Regions from separate parts of the Homo sapiens genome. Here region 2 is linked to region 1. A link is a contact called in ENCODE Hi-C or POLR2A ChIA-PET data. All regions are on one chromosome and are shown on one strand. Each heading gives the region's core, a stretch centred on a gene start or an enhancer-like site at or near the end of the contact. The rest is flanking DNA. Distances are from core to core; before and after follow the strand shown.

Region 1 (3,401 bases), core at 889-3,388:
GCAATACTAGTACTTATGCCATGGGGTTGATGGAGAATTAAATGAGATAATACAAGTCAGGTGGCTTGGTGAGCACTCAGCACACTACCAGTGTATCTGTGACATCCTCTGCCTCTCCAGAACGTAGGAAAGGCCTTCACACCCTAATGGTCCATGACTCCATACCCACTAAGGGCCTGCTCCGTGCCTCGCCCTGGGCAAGAGGGCTGGTGCCTGGGTGACCCTCCTGTCCCAGGTGGGTCACTTCAGTTGGGCGACTCATGTTTGGGTGAGCAGCTGCCACCACTCCTTGTCATGTGCAGAGCCCGACTGCCTTGCTTAGCCTCACTTCGTACATAAACAGAGATGCAAAGGTGACGACACCCTGAGGCCCAGTATTTCTAGCAGGTTTAGGCTTGGGGAGGTGGTGGCTTCTCAGAGAGTAGGCCACTTGTGTCTGCCCCAGCTGGACACAGAATGGCACAAGCTCCAGTTCCAGGCACAGCAAAGCCCAGCCTTGGTCAGGAATAGGGAAACCCTGGCTAGGAGCAGGGCAGGACATGTGCCCTTCTAGAGCAATCGAACCCTAGGAGCTGCCACCCAGAGAATGGCTGAGTCCCTAGACTCAGTCCTGCCTCCCATGGAGGCAGTCTGGGTCTGCACATGACCGTCTCTCCACCACCCTCCAGCCAGCACCCCAGGACTAGTCCTTCTCAGAATCCGTCTTGCCACCTCAAATTCTTATTTGCTCATAACAGCCTTCATTCCCTGCAGAGTGCAGCTGGTGAGTCCCAGGCCAGCTTAAACATCTGAGTCTCCCAAAGGGTGAACCATGTCTTTAGACTGACACCCATCTGGTCACGTCATACCCCAGCTTGAGAGTCCCACTGGCAAGAGCTTCTCAGTAGATGTCAGGGCCCACTCTGTCTGGCCCAGGCCAGCTCTGTGCTTTATGCCCCATGCACAGAATTACATACGGTTCCCCAAACAGGCTCTTCAGACCCCAAGCCTTCACACAGCTGGAGCCTCCATCTAGAAAGCAACCTTTCTCTGCTCCATGAGGCAAACTACTCCTTCCAGAGTGCCTCCTCCCTGAAGACTCCCCTGTCTCACAGGGTGAATCCCATCTCCTCAGAGCTCCGTAACCCATGCAGCCATCTCACCTATGGCTCAGACCCCACAGTTCTAGAACTGTCTCTATACATGTCGGTCTCCCTGCTATACATAAATGCCTTGAGATCTGGGCAGTTTTCGTGTTCCAGATGGCACAGGAACTTGAAAAGATTTGATAATGAAATGATAGGTGAGGAAACACCCTTTCTCCTACCCTGGCATGAGTACACCCACCCAGGAGAGATTCCCCTGAGGCTTAACACCCAGTTCCCACAAAAAAGTACCTAGTCTTCTATAGAGCCCACGCTGGCAGTGTTAGATGGCTGTCTGTCCACAGAGACCACTTTGCCTCCTCAGGGGCAAGGCCTGTGTGCCTCTGACCAGCAGAGAAGGTTCTGAGAGGGACCTAGGCGAGGGGTGAGCCTCGGCCTAGGATGGGTCTGGTCCCAGGCAAGTAGCCTGGAGGCGGGAAGGTAAAGCACCTCCTGTAGGCGCTGGGAAGACGACCTGTGACCGGGGTGATGCAGGGCCCAGGGGCAAGGCTGACAGGGGGCCAGGAAGACCACAGGGGCCGGGAGGGCCCATGGCAGCCAGGGTCCTATGCCCTAAAGGCCATTGTCCTCAAGTGTCCAGATCCTTACAGTGGAGCAAGGCAGGGCAGGAATGAGGGGCTGCACCTCCCACTCCTGGGAACCAGCCAAGACCAGAGCTGGTGGTGGTTGGGGGTGAGGCATCCAGGCATGGAAGGAATGCAGGCAGGGCCTAAGCAACAAGGAGCCAGGAACCCCATGATCAGAACTAGTGCATGAGCTGGGGTTGGGGCAACCTAGGGATTAAAGCCCTGGGAGCTGAAGCCGGAGGCCACAGTGAGCCTGTAGATGGGGATGAAGAGGCCCCAGCACAGAGGGAGGCAGGCAGCGGGGGTCACTCTAAGAACAATCAGAGGAAAACACTGAATGGCAGGGACTGGAAGGAAGGGAAGGGGAAGGTGAGGAAGTAGCCAGAGGAAGTGGCCTGGGGAGCAGCTCCACTGATAAAGAGGCCCCAATAGCACTAATGGTCCTTGTCAGGGCACATTACAGCAGAGAGAGGCCTGCCCGCTCCACCCATTAGCAAGCCAATCTGGCCCTGCTCCCAGAGACGTGGAGCAGTGATCGCTGCCTCAATGCCCCGGCCACGGCCCTCCTTCATCTCTCACAGTCTGCATAACACTAGGGGTTGTTTATTTAGGGGTATCTACCCCCATTGCACAGAAGCTCAGAGAAGGGCCACCACATATGGCTGAGCAAGTTGTGCACTGCCCCCTAAGAAGTGCCACTCACATCATGGTGACCATCAATGTGCATATTATGACGATTTGCTGGCACATGGCGGGCGGGTGTGTCCTAGAAAATGGGTGCTTTTTGCTAATTTGCATAAAGGCTCAACACGGGTGAGTGGAGGGGAGTCAGAGGGGTCAGCAGGTAGGGGAGGAGTGGGGATAAGATTTGAACCCAGGCATACTGACTGGACTCTGCAGGCCCCCTTGGGAGGCAGCCTGAACAGCTCCCCTCAAAACCCACCTTGCCCTCTGGGACCCAGTATGGCGATCCCAGGCCCAGCCTAGTTCCCTGGATTTCTCTCCTCCAACTCTCTGACCCCTAGGCCAGACCTGATGCTCCTTCAGGAAGCCTTTCCATCCCTCCAGGGCTCAAAAGGTCTCCCCTCCCTGACCATCCTGCACAGACTCTTGGCACCCACCACTGTGACCCTCAATCAAATTGTAATTGTGGAGATGGAAAGAGCACGGGCTCTAAAGAGCTGGCTCTGCCACTCAGCACGTCACTTGGCCCCTCTGAGCCTCGGTCTCCTCGTTGTAAATGGGAATAACAGCCCTTCCCTCGGAGGGAGGCTGTTAAATGAGCTGAAGGGCTTCAAGTGGCACACAGTGGGCGCATAATGAGGGTGGCTCACTGGGCTGCGAGCTCCCTCAGGGCAGGGATGGCCTGAGCTGTCTCTATGTCTCCTGGGCCCAGCATCACGCCGGGCACAAGGTGGTGGTCACCTATGGCGTGAGGGATAGAAGGAGGTATGGATGTGAGACAGGGCAACAGAGGGGTGCTCAGGGCCACCAGTGGGCAGGGCCATCGTGCAAGCCCCAGACTTACCCTCAGGGAGCAGGAGAAAAGCTGAGTGGGCTGGGGCTGAGGGAGCAGCTGGCTCCTGGGGTAGGCACCAGGAGGAGTGTGCTGGAGACTGCCTAAGGAGGGACCAGACAGGGCGAGCAGCTGGGGCAGGAGTGGCCCCTGGCTGTGGATGGGGTAGGATGC
Region 2 (2,975 bases), core at 233-2,732, 33 kb after region 1:
TGGTCTGTTGTGGGGGGCTGGTGGAGGGGGGGCTGACTCCCAGAGGCCTGAGTGGGGAGGCCAGATCATGGGTAACATCTCTTGTGATGTCACAGGGGACAGGAGAGAGTTAAGGGTGGATCCCATGAGGGCTAACCCAGGCTGACATCACCAGTGAAAGTGAGAGTCACATAGTCAGAGTCTTAGGATTTAGTCAGTACAGCCAGGAAGGGCAACCTGTTTATTTGTTCCTGGAATGTGTTGACCAACGCAAGTTCCCCCAAGTGATCCCTGAGCACCGTCTATGGAAACACAGAGTGGGTGGGCTAGGAAGAAAAGCCAAATTCAACTCAGGTGGGGATGGGCCACAGTGGCTTTGATGTCCTCTATGGGCATTTGGTGCCTCCATGGCCTTGAACTAACCTCTGCCCTTAAGCCTTGTCCCACCTCCTACTCGTCACTGATGCCCTCCGGGCTGGGTGGGTGGGCTGGGAGGGAGAACTACAGCAGGTTACCAGGGCCTCTAGGGCTGGGAGGGACCTGGACTGGTTGGAGAGATTGCCCAAAGCCAAGTCATCTGGGAGAACAATGGGGGCGGGAGCTCTGTGGGATTTTGCCTCTAGAAGCTGACAGAGAAAGACCTGGGGCTAGAGAAGCAGTGGAGCACAGTGGGGCTCTCAGAAGGCACTGCCCCTTGCTGACCACACAGCCTGGGATTCCCCCTTCTGCACACCCCTTTCTCACAGCTGTCACTTGCTGGTGCCAGGTCCTGGGCAATCAGCACCTTACATGAGTCTGTTGACTCAGGAGGGAGAGGTATGAATTCTCCAGCATCTTTGCCCCTGGAGGGTCAGCCCTAGGGTATGACTTACAGTGTCCCTCTGGAAGACAAAGCCAAAGTTCCTTCTATGGAGCTTGGCTGGAAATAGCCTCTTGCTTCTCCTCCTTCTCTTTCTGCTTCTACGTTTCCTATTCCCTTAGCAGGTTTCCCTCAGCAGGGAAGCTTCCTAATGAGTCACTGTCACACGAATCCTTGTCTCAGGGTCTGCTTCTAGGTCTGCTTCAGGTGTCTCAGGTGGGTGCCATCAATGCTTCCATTTCAGAGATGAGGAAACTGAAGCTCAGATCTTTCCTGTGAAAGATCCCCATCTTGCAAGCAGCAGAACATGCACTTGAATTGACGTCTGCCAGGTGCAAAGCCAAGCACTGACCCCTCCCCTCAGGTCCCACCCCTTTGTCCACAGCCATCATCATCTGAGCTGGTTTATACCCCCAAATGCCACTGTCCCTTCCTGGACATCTGGTCATCTAGGCTAACTTTCCTTCTTTCTTCTTCTTTTCCTTTTTTTTTTTTTTTTTTTTTTTAACTGGAAGGAAAGGAGAAGAATGTGCAGATGATCCAAGGGGGATGACTAAGTCTTCAAATTCCTCTGGTTGGCTCAGACCCTGTTTTGGTCAATCCTTGTGAATCAGGGCGGGTCTGACATTCTGGGAATGCAAGGAGACTTCAAATCATCTTCATGAAAACAAGTTGTAAAAATACTGACCGCCACTCCAAGTGGCCAGCTGATAGGCTTGGCTCCATGGAGCAGGGTTGAACAAGTTCACCAGAAGGGAACACACAGCGGGAAAGACTTAGGCTAGACCCAAAGGAAGAACTTCCCTGTAATTGAGAGCTGGGCCCAGAGATGGGGTTGGGTGTGGCCTCTTTGGAAGCAGGCCATCCACGTCCTGACCTTCCTAGGCCTTTCTTGTTTGCAGTGTCTACGAAACAGCTTTGGTGAGCACTGAAGATGCAAAAACCACCAGAGGCCAACCCCGCCCAGCCCTGAGCTTCAACTCCTGACCTGAACCTGGTTTACGAGGATGCTCTGAGCTAGTGGAGCTTCTGCCTCCTGGGATCCTCCCCACACCCCAGGGTGGCTGCTACCACCATACCCTGCAGATATGAAGACTGGCAGAGGTCAGGGCAAGACTGAAGGCTGCCTGCCCAGCACTGCACCTCCTTCACCCTCAGCCCTCCACAGCCATTCCTCCAGAAAGCACCACCCCCTCCAGGCACCCTCCCTGCCCCTGGCAGAGGACTAGGCGGGTGTCTACAGATGACCACTTCACCCTCCCTCCTCCCTCTGGCCTCTCCTCTCTCCTCTTCTGGCTCCTTCCAATCAGCAGTGAGCAGGCCTGGGGCTCATGCAGTTCATCCCCTGCACCCCTTCCCAGCTCTCCTCCCTTTCTCTCCTCCCTTCTCATCCAAACTTCTGAGAGTTGTCTGCACCCATATCTCCACTTCGTCCCACCCACTGCAAAACCCATTACCCTCTGCTGCCACCAAGTTCAACAATGGCTTCTGTGTGGGTAAATCCATGGGGCACTTCTCCATCCTCAGCCACTGATTGCCTGGTTGTTTGTCCCCCTTTCTGGCCCCACCTCACCAGCCCCTTCGCTGGATCCTCTCTGCCCAGGCCTGAATGCTGCTGCTCTCAATCCTAAGCCCCCTTTCCCTCCCTTGCCCATCACATCCTTCTTGGCAGTATCATCCACCCCACGGTTTCAACCACCCATCTCTGGCTGGACCAAGTTCAAGACTCAAGTATCCTGCAACCCTCTGGTCATCTGCACCTGGACATCCCACAGGAAGCTCATACCCACAGTGGCCAAATGGGAACTCCTCTTCCTTTCCACGCATTTCAAGACACCTCCATTCCCTCCAACCTCCAGGCCTGGAAGATGAGAATCACCCTCCCCATCTCCCTTTTCTTCAAACCCGCCAGTGCCATCTGACGCCAAGCCCAGCTCTGTTCTCTATCTCCTTCCTCTCATCCCCCAAACAGCTCTGTAGTCACCACTCAAACTCCTCCTGTAGGAAGCCCTCCCTGACTCTCCAGCAGGCCTGGGCATGCCTTCACCTGTTTTCTTGTGCCCTGTACAGCCATCCATTCAGCAGCCACGCTAGTGTCCAACTGCATAGCTGACTGCCTGGGCTGGCTCTGGAAGGT

What was found. A loop is a pair of places that touch in the nucleus more often than their neighbours do. ChIA-PET counts read pairs that join two places held with the same protein, here RNA polymerase II (POLR2A). Pooled maps may share reads with other maps.
Region 2: a map of PC-9 shows a loop between it and region 1 (5-fold over the local background). The contact joins two enhancer-like sites. A Hi-C loop is called at or near these places in 5 of 168 maps with a recorded cell type or tissue (IMR-90, PC-9, ascending aorta and 2 more), 1 of 37 single-sample maps with no recorded cell type and 3 of 50 pooled maps. POLR2A ChIA-PET finds 5 or more read pairs at or near these places in 11 of 52 experiments (AG04449, AG04450, CD4-positive, alpha-beta T cell and 8 more).

What each region holds. Positions count from the first base shown.
Region 1 is chr11:75,464,296-75,467,696 of GRCh38, forward strand. The region is part of intron 3 of GDPD5 (glycerophosphodiester phosphodiesterase domain containing 5); the gene reads right to left. Among named protein-coding and RNA genes, the nearest start is that of KLHL35, 33 kb to the left of the region's middle. RefSeq lists enhancers at 1,855-2,527, 2,796-3,401. Within about 2 kb of position 2,139, at least 3 of the 41 ENCODE cell types and tissues checked have a DNase peak (open chromatin) inside an H3K27ac peak, as active enhancers do.
Region 2 is chr11:75,498,074-75,501,048 of GRCh38, forward strand. All of the region lies in intron 1 of GDPD5 (glycerophosphodiester phosphodiesterase domain containing 5), which reads right to left. Among named protein-coding and RNA genes, the nearest start is that of GDPD5, 26 kb to the right of the region's middle. Within about 2 kb of position 1,483, at least 7 of the 41 ENCODE cell types and tissues checked have a DNase peak (open chromatin) inside an H3K27ac peak, as active enhancers do.